Linked DNA regions of Homo sapiens: all the other regions are linked to region 2. A link is a contact called in ENCODE Hi-C or POLR2A ChIA-PET data. All regions are on one chromosome and are shown on one strand. Each heading gives the region's core, a stretch centred on a gene start or an enhancer-like site at or near the end of the contact. The rest is flanking DNA. Distances are from core to core; before and after follow the strand shown.

What was found. A loop is a pair of places that touch in the nucleus more often than their neighbours do. ChIA-PET counts read pairs that join two places held with the same protein, here RNA polymerase II (POLR2A). Pooled maps may share reads with other maps.
Region 1: a loop to region 2 is called in a map of mammary epithelial cell, with 6 times the contacts of the local background. The contact joins two enhancer-like sites. A Hi-C loop is called at or near these places in 10 of 168 maps with a recorded cell type or tissue (CD14-positive monocyte, MCF 10A, PC-3 and 5 more) and 4 of 50 pooled maps. POLR2A ChIA-PET finds 5 or more read pairs at or near these places in 8 of 52 experiments (A549, AG04449, AG04450 and 5 more).
Region 3: a map of mammary epithelial cell shows a loop between it and region 2 (2.4-fold over the local background). The contact joins two enhancer-like sites. A Hi-C loop is called at or near these places in 2 of 168 maps with a recorded cell type or tissue (heart left ventricle and mammary epithelial cell) and 1 of 50 pooled maps. POLR2A ChIA-PET finds 5 or more read pairs at or near these places in 1 of 52 experiments (OCI-LY7).

Annotation. Positions count from the first base shown.
Region 1 is chr2:40,432,591-40,437,184 of GRCh38, reverse strand. All of the region lies in intron 1 of SLC8A1 (solute carrier family 8 member A1), which reads left to right. Among named protein-coding and RNA genes, the nearest start is that of SLC8A1, 17 kb to the left of the region's middle. RefSeq lists an enhancer at 1,487-2,686. Within about 2 kb of position 2,149, at least 8 of the 41 ENCODE cell types and tissues checked have a DNase peak (open chromatin) inside an H3K27ac peak, as active enhancers do; they include PC-3, PC-9, endothelial cell of umbilical vein and 1 more, where a contact is called at or near this core.
Region 2 is chr2:40,398,658-40,403,523 of GRCh38, reverse strand. All of the region lies in intron 2 of SLC8A1 (solute carrier family 8 member A1), which reads left to right. It also overlaps the pseudogene LOC124905995. Among named protein-coding and RNA genes, the nearest start is that of SLC8A1, 51 kb to the left of the region's middle. RefSeq lists an enhancer at 1,301-1,595. Within about 2 kb of position 1,448, at least 4 of the 41 ENCODE cell types and tissues checked have a DNase peak (open chromatin) inside an H3K27ac peak, as active enhancers do; they include PC-3, PC-9, endothelial cell of umbilical vein and 1 more, where a contact is called at or near this core.
Region 3 is chr2:40,363,413-40,367,879 of GRCh38, reverse strand. All of the region lies in intron 2 of SLC8A1 (solute carrier family 8 member A1), which reads left to right. Among named protein-coding and RNA genes, the nearest start is that of SLC8A1, 86 kb to the left of the region's middle. Within about 2 kb of position 3,164, at least 2 of the 41 ENCODE cell types and tissues checked have a DNase peak (open chromatin) inside an H3K27ac peak, as active enhancers do.

The sequences.
Region 1 (4,594 bases), core at 900-3,399, 33 kb before region 2:
AATCGTTATAGTTTAATGCAAAATGCCTGAATTAAAATTCTAGTTCTGTCACTTAAGTATATATGACTCTAGCCAGCTTACTTTCATGAACCATTTATTTTTCTCATTTGTAAAATGCGAATGATAATATCTCCTTGTAGTATCGTCAGAAAAGTCAGGGACAGTGAATACAAAGTAATTAGCACAGTACCTGGGACAAGTAGATGCTCAGTCCATGATTTCAGTCATTATTGCCATCAGTGCCCTGAGTAGGGCCCTTAAACCCTGCTCTGTGGTTCTGGCATAATGAATTAGAGGACAAACCTGGCTAACTTCACATGGAGCCCAAGATTATCAGAGCATCTTCCTTCTACATTCTTTTTTATTTATTTTCTATTGAAAGACTCTCTCTTCTCCAGCTTTCTTTTTTCTACCCATATTTCCGTGTTAGCATGCAGATTAATATTTAAATTTAAATGCTTGGTGTTCTTTCCCTTGTGTAGGGCCTCTACAATGAAGGTGATTTTTGTTGTGCTTGAATATGTGTCTTTTAATTGTATTGGAAGGATGGGAAGATGTACTTCCTTGAGTATGTCCAAAGTGTTAGGGCCCTCTTAACAGAGCATATAAAATAAGCAAGCCAGGGCTGATGCTGGAAGACACACACCCAGGTTGTGGGGAAAATGTCAGGGCCCAGGTGCTCTCGTTATGCTGGAGATCAGTCTTTCCAGCCCAAGAGTCTTTGCTCATGAGTCTGAATCATGTGTTTCCTCTCTTCCTAACACTGACATTGACTTTACAATCTGATTTTGAACTCTGCTCATGTTAGGGTGCAACCATTTCACACAGACAACATTTTTTAACTGCAAATGCTTAGGCCCATTTCCCAGATTCTGGTTTACCACTGGAGATTTGGTGAATCAGCACGTGACCCTGTGAGCATTACTTTACTCATTCAATAAGCAGATGTTGTGCATCTTCTAAGTGCCAGGCTGTGCTCTAGGAACTGGGAATACCTCAATGAAAAAAAAGAAATGAAAATCCCTGCCCTTAGAGAGTTGCATCTTTTGAAGAGAGAAAGACAATAAATAGAACCATTGAATAAAATAGATAGCATGTAAGAAGTAATAAGAGCTGGCCAGACGTGGTGGTTCATGCCTGTAATCCCAGCACTTAGGGCTGAGGCAGGCAGATTACCTAAGGTCAGGAGTTCAACATGGTGAAACCCTGTCTCTACTAAAAATACAAAAAAAAAAAAAAAAATAGCCGAGCATGGTTGGCAGGCACCTATAATCCCAGCTACTTGGCAGGCTGAGGCAGAAGAATTGCTTGAATCCAGAAGGCACAGGCTGCAGTGAGCCGAGTTCATACCACTGCACTCCAGCCTGGGCGACAGGAGCAAGACTATGTCTCAAAAACAAAAACAAAAAAGTAATAAGTGCTATCTCGAAAAATAAAGTAGGGGAAAGGGCCAACAGTGCATCTCATGAGTTTTCAACAACTTCGTTATTTTATATCCTAAGTCTATCTTTCCTTTTGTGACCACATTGCCTACCTTCACCCTAGTTTCTTCATTTCCTGGACAATTTCAGCGGGTATTTTTGGTCATAAGGCAGGGGCCTGACTTCTGTTTTGTGAGTTTAAGAGAAAGGCTTGAGCCTATGATGTGACCGCTCATAGCCCATCCCCTTCGGCACCTGTCCCAAAGTATTAAACAGCAGAGAGGAAACTTTCTTTGGAAGGGAAAATTAGGTATTAGTAGAGGGTCTCTGTGTAAATGAGGTTTTTTTTTTCCTGAAATCTGGCCATGGTCTGATAGCCTGAGGCTGGAGCCAGGGCAGTAATTTTCACTTTAGGTGAGATGGTCAGATGAGAAAAGCCTTCATCCTCTGGCATCATCTCTTTGTCTAGAAACATTTGGAAGTGCTTGCCTTGGTAGTGGATAAGGATTTATGGTTGCTTTAATGTTGCCTTAGAAACAGATTAATTGCTTAGCTTTGAGTCTTTCAGTCAGCAAGAATTACATAGAAGGGAATTCCAAGTACTGATGAAGGCCATCAAGGAGTTCCTTGGAATAACCCCAGCTGCCAATCAAGAGGATGCCATTAGGATGACTGTCCAATATATTGGGCTGTTAGGAATGCCAGCATATGCCTTTGCTCTGAGTCACGTCCTCCTTGGTAGTCAAAACTGGCTATAGCTTCCAGCAGGGAATGGTCACCGTGCTGCCAACCACTCTTCAGGCCTCTGCTCCAAAAGCTCTCCCTCTTCCTTTACAAAGCAGTTGGATCTATCTCTTGTAGATGTGGGTTTCTATTCCTTGTAGCTGTGACCTCTTCCTCCGACACAACTGGCTGGACTACTCACAGCTGGATATCTTTTTACCATCCTTTGTCAGTGTCATTTGGGTCTGTAATCTGTGGGTGATGGGTTGTGTGTTGTTTTAAAATAAATAGTGATCAGAAGATAATTTGGGTATTCTTGATACTGTGCTAAAGTCTCATTTCATGATGTAATGGATATTTTAAGTTAGTACTGCTCACAGTTGTACGAGTTGATCTGAATCCACCATAAAAATCAGCCTATACTTTGTATTGGTAAATTAAGGCAGAATATAAGAAAGCCAGGCAGCAAATCAACATATCCACAGTCTCTATTCTTATCTTTCTGCTTAATTTGTATGGAAATGTATATTTGAGGGAAAATGGGGAGAGTTTAGTAGAACTACTTTGAATCTGATGATAGAGGAAAGACCCCGAAAGAAAGAAAACAAAAGGATGAAGAAGGAACTCACATTTAGATAACATCTATTCCACATCTTCGTGGGCATTTGAATTTGGTATTAATTTAATAAGAAAAAGAAATTTAAGTCCAGAGAGTTCTTTCCAATTGCTTCATTGCCAATAAGCTACATCAGTGTGCTGTGTCCACTGTTCACAAATTATAATACTGCTCTCTTTTGAATATAATTGTAATGTTTTTAGTTAACACCGGAAGCCCCCTTCCTTTTTCTCTGATAATGATGATGGATTTTTACTGACCTGTCTACCTTTAGACATCTGGTGACCTTTTGGCTAAGAACATATTGTGGGATGTGGGCTAGGGAAGGGATAAAGGGCAGGGCTTTTTCTTGGCTGGCCCAGGAGATTGCCCTGACAGTGCATGCAGGAAGAGGTTGCCAGGCAATTGCTAAAAGACCAGATTGAAGGGCAGCTGTCTCTAGGAACATGCTAGCCCTCATGTTACATCACAGTTATTGATGCTTGTCTGTTTGAGTCTAATGCATAAGATAAAAGCCAGGCTATTGGAAACCTTCCACAAGACTTTTGCTAACTAGGCCCTCCTGACCCTGCATGGAAGCCAAGAGGCTTTCCAACGGGCTAGTCCAAGCCAACCCCAATAGTTCTCAAAGATTACTTCACACACTATCAGGGATGATATAATGGAGCAGTTAGTTATATCAGTCTTGGAAAAAGACCAGGGGTTGGGTCTTAGTTGAGGAGTTTACTGTCTGTATGACTTTCAGCAAGTACTTAACCTATCTAAGCCTCAGTTATCCAACCTCCAAATGGGCTAATAGTACCTACTATTTAGGATTATTGTTAGGGTACTGTGCATTGCACATCTCCAGGGGTGCTGTTCTCATGGACTATAATGGAAATAGCAACACTAGGCATTTTATAACAGCAATGCTGGCTAATGGAAATATTAAATATAATTGATATGTATAGAGACAATTTAGCATGGTATCTGTGACTGTTTAAGAATGGAATCTAGTATTCTCTCAGGAAATTGGTTATAATTTGGTGTTCAGCTCTTTTGAAACTTGCTTCTAAGAAGGAAAAAGCAAAATAGTTTTGGACACAGAATAATCTGCAAAGACTTGGATGTAAGAAATTGTTACCTTGTTCAGGGAATGGGAATAATTTCCATATTCTGGAGCTCAGATGCCAGATCATAAAAGGTCTTAGAAAGCCTGTTGAGGGGTTTGAGCTTTGTCCTCAGGGAAGTGGGAAACCAATGAAGAGTTTTAAGGGACGTGAAGAGTGTCAGATCTGCACTTTAGGAATTTCATTTTGGCTGAAACGTGAAGAATGGAATGATGCGATTTGGCAGTAATTTGAAGGGAGTGGTTAGTTATATCAGTCTTGGAGACAGACACAGGTTTGAATCTCCCTTCAGTGTTTATGTTCAGTACTACTATTTATCACAAATATTTCACCTTTCTGATTCTTTCAGGTCCCCAAGACATTTCTTTCACCATTTTAAATGTTAAATATCTTCTGTACCATTTTGTATACCTGCCAAGTATTGGGATCACTTATAAATTAGATTTTATATAGTAGGCAAAATCTGGTCTCCTTGTTTCCACCCTTGCCCCTTCAGTCTTTTCTGCACTGAACCAGCAGAGAGATCCTTCTAAAAGAAAAATCAGATCATATCACCCTCTGATTAGAACCTCCCAGTGATTCTCATCTTCTACCCCATCAAAGCCCATGCCTTATGGCAATTCAGTGTTCTCTGATCCATTCCCACTCCTGAGCCCTGCCCCCTTGGTCCATTACCCTCTTGCTACATTGGTTTTCTGTGTTTTTAGACTGTGCCAAGCATGATT
Region 2 (4,866 bases), core at 199-2,698:
AAGTGTGGGCAAATACCTAAGCTCTCCCATTGTGGTCAGTAGTGTCTTTTTTGGTACGCATAAAGACATTAGCTCCTGTTGTGTAGAAAGAGGGTGGCGGATGGGGAATGGGGAATAGAGGCTGGGACTCTTGAAACAGGAGCCATTGAGAAAGCTCCCTGGATTGTTTACATTGATAACCTGCTAACCATGAAACGAGAGCATTTCCTCCTTAAGTAATTAAGAGTTTATTTCTTCTTAATGCCTGGGTTTAATGGGAGAATTTTTGCTTTGCAAAAGGTTTGCTTTTGAATAAGGTGAATTGACATGCTGTACTGAATAATGCCAAATTGCTTGGTATTTTTAAGCTTGCCTTTTTAATGTTTCATATTCAATGAGGATTAACTTTAAATACCAATTTAATCTAAATTTAAATTCCAAAATTGTTTCATGTGGTGTTCGTTATGTGTATTGTGCATATAGCCTACATCTTATACATTTGAGTGTCATTTGTATGTAAGTGTCATTATGGAAGGCACAAATGTCTAATTAGGGGAAAAATTTGTGGCTTTAATTTTCGTTAACTGTGGATCAGCTCTGGAACAGTAAGTCACAAATAAAAAATCAAATGGCACAATTGTGTTGGTAGCTAATAGCAATGACTTTCATCTGAGAGAGACAGTTTACTGAGCACAAAGTTAAAGGAGTAGGTGATGATGGTCTAGTCAAGTTGAGTAGTTGAATGATGACTACAGACACTTGCAAGCTTTCCTTTTACTTTCCTGTGATGGAAAACAAGATTGGGTGGAAACTCTGCAGAAAGACGTGGTGAAGAGTTTTTCTTTTGCACTGGAAAAGATGATGGCCATAATTAGGGAAAATGTGGCGATTAATCCAGGCCATGACAGAAAATCAAAGGAAATTTGAAGTTCTGTTTATCACCTATGTTTCAATCAATAAAAGCCTACAGTTGTGTTACTGGAAAGGGGTCCTAATCCAGACCCCAAGAGAGGGTTCTTGGACCTTGTGCAAGAAAGAATTCGGGGCAAATACATAAAGTGAAAGCAAGTTTATTAAGAAAGTAAAGGAATAAAAGAATGGCTACTCTCTACTCAGAGCAGCAGCATGGGCTGCTCAACTGATTATACTTACAGTTACTTCTTAATCATATGCCAAGGGGTGAATTATTCCTGAGTTTTTGGCAAAGGGGTGGGCAATTCTTGGAACTGAGGGTTCTCCCTGTTTAGACCATACATGTTAACTTCCTGATGTTGCCATGGCATTTGTAAACTGTCATGGTGCTGGTGGGAGTGTCTTTTAGCATGCCAATACATTATAATTAGCATATAATCAGCAGTGAGGAAGACCAGAAGTCACTTTCGCCACCATCTTGGTTTTGGTGGGTTTTGACCAGCTTCTTTACCACATCCTTTCACCAGCAAGGCCTTTGACCTGTATCGCGTCCTGTGACTAAGAATGCCTCACCACTTGAGAATGCAGCTCTGTAGGTCTCAGCCTTACTTTACCCAGCCCTTATTCATGGATGGAGTTGCTCTGCTTCAAATGCCTCTGACAATTATACACTTAAAGTTAGAAAATTAGATATGGGGCAATCTGTATATGTATTTTTTAGTACCCAATTACAGTTTTTTATGTGTACTAACTTCTGTACTTAGACACATGACCCATAAAGTCAAGAAAGAATCATTAAGAGCCTTTACTCATTTTAATGAATTAACCTCATAACCACACACCCAAAATGTAAGATCAATATATAAAAGTAAGTATAGATAGTTCCCCATAAACTTGGGATATAGTATTCAGTTAGCAAAATCTTACACTAAATGTAAATAGAATCTGCTTTGGTTTCATGACTTTGGGGAACTTTTTTTTTTTTTTCACTTAATGTGACAAAAAATACATATTAAGAACTCACAAAGCTTTCTTTTCTTTCTTTTTTTTTTTTTTTTTTTTTTTGACTGGCCTATTAATTCAAAACTAGTTTCCTTACTATGCAAGGAGCTTTACTAGGCAGTAAAATGAATACAAAGTTAAATTTAGTATGGGAGAAGAAATGTTTGTAAATATCTGTAATACAAAGAATCATGTTAAAAAAAATAGCATAGAAGAAAAACAGGTAACATGGAGATTTAGACCTTGAAAGGTTTGGGCAACATTCTAACAGTCCAAGTTGGGTAAAGAAGTTTAAGGGGAAGAAATAGTATGAACAAATACATAGAGGCAGGAAAACTTGTAGCGTGTTTGAAGAATGGTACAAGTACAGTTTCTCCGAAGTGTAGGGTTCTGAAAGTAGATGGTGTTTGGAAGATAACACTGCAAAGTGCAGGCATGCCACAGAGAAATGTCTTAGATGTAGTAGAAAGAACAGACCCATATAAGAAGACTTGCAATCAGGTTTTTCCCTTATTTCTGGGTGATGATTTCTGCAACTGGAAAATAGTAATAAATGTGCCCACCTCACAGTGACCTATGATGGTGTCTGTGTTTTCTAAACTGTAAAACACCATGCAAATACAAGATACAGATGTCCTCCTCCTCGTGGCACCAAAATTCTGTGTGGCTTCCTTTTTCTCCTCCTCTCTCCCAAGTTTTTCAAATGTGGCTTTTCCCACTGAGTTTACTGCTCCCTGCCCATTTCCTGCCTTTGCTTATTACACGGAGAACTGGCTCTCTGGGCAGTGCTCCCTATGCCAGTTGGCAGACAAAGTCCTTAGAAGGCAGATGCTCCAATTCTGACATCATCACCAAAATCTCTTCTAGTTTTCTGAGAAGAGCCCTCTCCTACCCCCATCTTGCAAGGGAACTGGTACCTTTCTTTCCGTGGCTCTCTGTCCCTCCCACCTCATTTTCCCTCTGAAGGAGGTAGTTCATTCCCCACTGAGTTTGCCAGCAGGAACACCCTCTCATTTCCTCCCTGTCTGCCTGCTTCTCCTTCTCCCCTTTCCTCCTCATGTGATCCATGAAAGTTTTACAAAGGACTTTGACTCAGGCCAAGAGAAAACAAAAGATTAGAAAAGAAGAGTCTAGTGAATGCATGGTTTGATTTGAAATACATTTGCCACGTTGCCAGGAACATTTTGACTACACAGCTTCTAGTTCCTTTGTGAATTCTCAGATAGCCCAGTCTGACTCCTTTTCTTTTTCTTTCCTGGGTGAGTCTTCCCTTCAATTATGTACCCTCATCTTTCGGTTCTAGGATCTTTTGGTTCTAGGATAGGTTAATGGAAATAAATGTAGTGATGAATGATACAAGTTGTTACGTAGCAGGACAAGCCGCAGACAAAACTCCTCAGACACCAAGTTAAAGAAGGAAGGGGTTTATTCGGCCGGGGGCATCGGCAAGACTCCTGTCTCAAGAGCCGAGCTCACCGAGTGAGCAATTCCTGTCCCTTTTAAGGGCTCACAACTCTAAGGGGGTGCACGCGAGAGGGTCGTGATCGATTGAGCAAGCAGCGGGTACGTGACTGGGGGCTGCATGCACTGTTAATTAGATCAGAACAAAACAGGATAGGGATTTTCACAGTGCTTTTCTATACAATGTCTGTAATCTATAGGTAAAATAACCGATTAGGTCAGGGGTCGATCTTTAACGACCAGGCCCAGGGTGTGGCGCCGGGCGGTCTGCTTGTGGATTTCATTTCTGCCTTTTAGTTTTTACTTTTTCTTTCTTTGGAGGCAGGAATTGGGCATAAGGCAATATGAGGGGTGGTCCCCTCCCTTAGTTAATTGGCTAAGGAATTTAGAAAGATGGTGGTTTTCATTATGTCAGTTTCAGCAACTTAAGATGGTTTCACTTATTCATCAGTGACTTTTTTTCCCCCAAATGTCCTTGGTAAAAATGACAGGGGCTATTTACTTAATATTAGTATTTCCCACAGCATAGCATTTTTGGTAACATAACAATTTAAGGCCCCTAGGGAGCATTTAGATGGTTTTTCATTCTGGTAAGAGTTAGATTAAAAATTGCAGTCTTTTTATTTTTTGGATCTAGACCTCTAGAGACGAGACCATTCCAGACCTGCATAAAATTCCTTCAGCCAACTTCTCCTTCAAGGATTTTGAGAAGGTCATCCTAAGAGCCTAGCCTAAGCTGCAGCAAGGTTGCAGTGGCCATAATCTACCTGGCGTGTTGTTTCTGTTGATTTTTCCCCAAACTTCTCTGATCCTAGTGTGGGGTATGTGAAAAAGGGGAGACGAGGGGTAGGGGAGACGAGGGGTAGAGGAGGCCCTCACAAAACAGTGTCAGTGAATCTCGTATTTGGTTTTCCGAAGGCATGTTGCTAGCTGCAGATTGCTGTCTAGATTTCTTGCTGGGAAGCTTAATCTAATAAAAAATCTTTCAACATTTCTGCAGTTCTGTTCTAAATCAGTGGGAATCAGGTGATACTTTGGCTGTTTTACCTGTTCTTTCCTCTTATATGACCATGAAAATGTTAAAATAATAGGTACTCCTGACTGATGAATCTCTGACAGATGCTTTCTCATTTGGGTCCCTGGGCTGTTTGTGACTTTACATTCCTTATTTCATTTTTAAAAGTCATTTTTCAAAATGTTTTGTCAAATATATAGATGATAGATAAATAGAGAGATAGAGTCTGTTTCTTGATAAGCCACACTGACAAATTTTGCAAACATCAGAATCTGTTGCTTCTTCCTAGGCCAAGGGAAGTGTGTCATTTATCAATCAAACTGGGTAGTAGCAGTTGAAGAAGAGCTGTAACTGTCATCCTAGCATAGTTTATAACAGCAGAAGATTCAAAACAAGCTAAATATCAATATGGGGATGGTTATGAAAATCACAAGGAAATACTATACAGCCATTTTAAAAGAATGTTTCAAATGAATAATTATTTACAAAAAGATGTT
Region 3 (4,467 bases), core at 1,915-4,414, 37 kb after region 2:
AACAAGATGTGGGGGGTTGTGTTGTCTTCAGTCTTCATGTGAGTCAGTGGTGTTACGTGGCTGTGAACAAAGCTAGTGTAATCCTAGGCTGCATTTTAACAGAAGGGGTGTATTCAGATCCTGAGATATTATTGTCTCGCTACATGTTGTACTGGATAGGCCACAGCTTGAGTATTAGATTCCATTTTGGACCCACATGTTCAGATTTCATTGACAGTCTGGAGGCATCTAGATGAGATGGCGAACAATTATGGCGGAGCAGCACACACTGATGACACATGTACGTTTGTCTCACTTGAGAGTGGGTTGTCGGTTTTCAATAGGGCAAGGAAAATACTTACTGTATAGTTTGGTACATTGTGTTTCTATTGGAAGAAACAGTTTACCAATACTTATTATAAAAGAGCAGAGGAGGAACAAATATAGGTAACTCAGTCGGGGAAAAAAGGGATGTGTGTAGCGATACCATGGATGCAGAGGGTGCAGCAAAGATCAGCGAAGTGTTAGAATATTATAGCACAATGGATGTAAAGGTGTCAGTCAGTCAGTGTCAGGGAATTCCAGGTTGACTAGGGAACACAGGCAGAAGAAGATTCTGAACTATAGACTCAGTATTTGATGTCTAGGAGACAAATGGAAGCAGAGACTAGGAGGCAGAACAAGGATGCCATCTGCCTGATTAAGCAAGAGTTAGTATGAATCCTTTGCAAAGTGACAGCTTGTCTTTGGGGATCAGCACACTGGCAGGTTGGGGGCTGGCCTCTCTAGGAAGATCTTATGACTCTTTGGTTTTTATGAAAAATCCCTATGAAATCACCCAGAACCTCAGTAATTCATTTTTTTGACAACCACACCCTCAAAACTTTAAAAATCAGATGCTGAAGGTTAATCTCAGGTGGAATTTTAAGATGCTTGCTTTTAATATACCGAACCTAAAACTAAAGATGAAATCCTGTTCAGAGGATGTTGGATTGATTCAACTTGTTAGTTGCTGCCATGGGATTGCTGCCACATTCTCTTTTTTAAATTTCTTGGCGATGGCAAAATATCCATAAAATGTAAAGTATATTTTCATCAACATTTTCAAATGGCATTTGTGAAAAAAAAAAGCATAAGAATACTCAGAAATAACATTGTAGGGAGATCATATCTCTGTATGGAACAGAGATAGTAAAGAAGGTACTGGAGTTAAAGGGCCAGAAAAAGACCAAATTTTTGATCTGTGTTTTCCTCCAAACCATCTAAATGACCTTGAGCGAGTTATATAATCCTCTTTAAGCCTGTTGCCTCCTCTATAAAATGAGGATAATTGCATCTACAGAACAGCCTATTTGTGAGGATAAAGTTAGAGAACAAACATGGTAATTAGCATTTATTTCACACCTTATAATTTATAAAGCATTTCTGACATATTATTCCATTTGTTCCTCACGATAGCCTTGTCAGGCAGCTGTCATTATTGTGGGTTTTATATTCTTATTTTTCTGGTGAAGTAACTTCTTCCAAGATCACACATTGGCAAAACTGAGATTCATTTAACATATACCACAATAACACTTATTTTGTGACTACCATGTGTCAGCACTATTTTAGCAAGCACTAGCAACTGTAACATAATAAAACTTAATAATGTTAAAAAGTTAACATTGTTGAGTGCATACTATATGTTGTTCTAAGTACTCATGTGTATTAGCCCATTTGACAGTGCCCTTATGAGGTGGGTGCTCTTATTATCCCCATTTTACAAATAGAGAATGTAGAGATAAAGGAAGCATATTCATCACCAGTTTTCAGGTAGCTCATAATGTACAGAAGAAGAATGAAGTCCTAGTTCTCTGGATCCAAATTTTTTTATTCTTAATCTTAAAAATGATTTTTTTTTTTCAGACAGGGTCTTATTTTGTCACACAGGTTAGAGTGCAGTGGTGCCATTATAGCTCATTGAAGCTTTGAACTCCTGGGCTTAATCAGTCCTGCCTCAGCCTCCCTAGTGGCTGGGACTACAGGCATGCACCATCATGCATATATATATTTAATTTTTTGTAGAGGTGAGATCTTACCGTATTGCCCAGTTTGGTCTTGAACTCCTGGCCTCAAGCAATCCTCCTACTTCAGTTTCCCAAAGTGCTTAGATTATAGGTGCTCGCTACTGCACCTGGCCAAATAAGCAAGTTTTAGACTGACAAGTTAAATGCAAATGAATGACATGTTTGTGTGTGTAAATGTAGGTATAGACAGGTCATCAACCAAACAGAAAACCTGACCCATGACTTCTGCACAAGAAGCAATATTTCTGAAGAAAGCTTCCAAATGGGATTCAGAGCCCCTCACCTTGCCCCCAACCGTAGTGATTCTTGAGCAGTGCTGTTACTTCTAAGAGTACAGAAGGTATAGATTGTTAGGTGAAAAGTGAAATGGGCAGTTAATTATTTCTCTGTTATATATGAATACCAAATATTCGGATAATTGTAAACACATAAATCACTGATTTTATTTTCTACAGGTTATTTAGATGTTTGGATGTGTAAAGATATAGCCCTGAAGCAAATGCACAATAAATTAAGTATAAAAATATGATATGTCAATGTATAGCTGATAGAAGGACCACCAAATTCTATGGTAGAAAGTCTGAATTCTTGTCCCGCTTTCATTTTTTTTTTTGGTTTAGTCATATGTAAAATGTGGGTATAATATCTTTCCTGCCTACCCTGTGGTTTTCAGAGGTTCAAATAAGGTAAAGCATTTATATACACTCTAAAAATGGTAAAGTACCATAAATAACTCATGGAGAACATGGCCAGTGTGGGCCAGTCCCAGAGAGGCATCAGGGTTGAAAGAATACATGCCATGCAATACAATAATACCATAAAATAACTCAGTTCTTTACTTGATTTCTTGATTAGAGAGACATGTGCCCCAGCAACAAATCTTAAAATCCCTCTTTTTGTCTTCCATCTGTTACCTGCACACACTCCAAAGCTGTTCCCTGTCATTTCTCAAGAAAAAAAATTAAAAGAAAAAAAAATTGCAGCACTTTCACTTTCTTATCCTCATCACTGTATTATTTTCTCCTAACTTTCTGTTTAAAAATAATTCAAGAACTGGGCTGACAAGTAAGGGCTTTCCAGGAGGGCAGGCTTCTCTTTAATGAGCAGAGGGAAAGAAAGGCTGAAAATGGAGTTAAATTTTTTCTCATTAAATATTAGTAAATGGATGGATATAGTAGTACTAACAGCTGGTACGTTTCTCATCTGCCGAACAAAAGGAATCTGTTTATCTGAGGGTGGAAAAATAAAATTGAAAGTATTTTGTGAAGACATGTGAACAGAGCAAAATAATTGCCTGGGGAGAGAACAACAACAAAAAAAAAGGATTCAATTTTATTAGATTGTAAAGTTTTCATAGAAATCTTCTAATTGTTTTTTTTTTGTTTTACTTGCCATACTTTCCAGCTTACTGTACTTACATTTTTAATGAATCAATAAAGTGTATTACCCTAAACATACACACACACACAAACACACACACAAACTCGTAGTGATTGCACAATTCCAGTGAGTTTGAAATGTTTGAAACTTGATGGCTTAAGAGCTATTTTTCTTCTAAATTGTTTTGTTTCTCTATATTCCCATCAGTTAATTCATATACTGAGCATTGAGAAAATAATATCAGCTGATATGTTTTTATATGTTTTGTTTTAATTATCTGATACTTCTTTAAAAATATCTGAAAAGTGTGCTATACTAAGAGCAAATACTTATCAGGCAGTTGCACATTTTTACTATCCTATTGAAAGAAAATAAAAGCTTTTTAATTAAAAATTGGCTATAGTGATATGAGTACAGAGGTAACATGGTGAAAAAACATCCAGGGTTATTCTGATTAGCCCTTTTTTTAGACTACTTACATTGTGCTTTCATTTTTTTCTCCCCGAAGTCAGAGGCACACATGTAAATGCCACTAAATAAATAAATAAATAAACCTCCCTTGGAAAAACGTCTTGCGTAAACTCAACAAGCAAATAATGTGACTGTTCAGAGTCAATCAGCCTTAAAGAAATGAATGTTATAACTCAGGGCCCAAATACAATGCTGTATTTGCGTCAGTAGGCACAGTCCTCATAACAACTGGTTATTAATCATCCAAGCGAGGCGATGTCATTATTACCTGCCACAAAGGGGCAAATTTAAAGGAAGTCTTTTGCTCTGATGGGCTTATTTGCATGCATATTTTAAGAAACATATTGTCTGTGGTATAAATAAATAACTACTGAACAACTGACATAATGGTAAGGCACGGTTTTTTGAGTTACTGCTTCAGGGTAGCTTGGGATTTAATAATAATGATAGCTTTTGTTTTTAATCATTTACCATGTGCCAGTTTATTTCTCATTGATCATCTCTAATCTTCACAAGTGCTCCACAAGTGAGTTTGGAGGTCTGTTTTGTAGCTTTCTTGCATTTACAG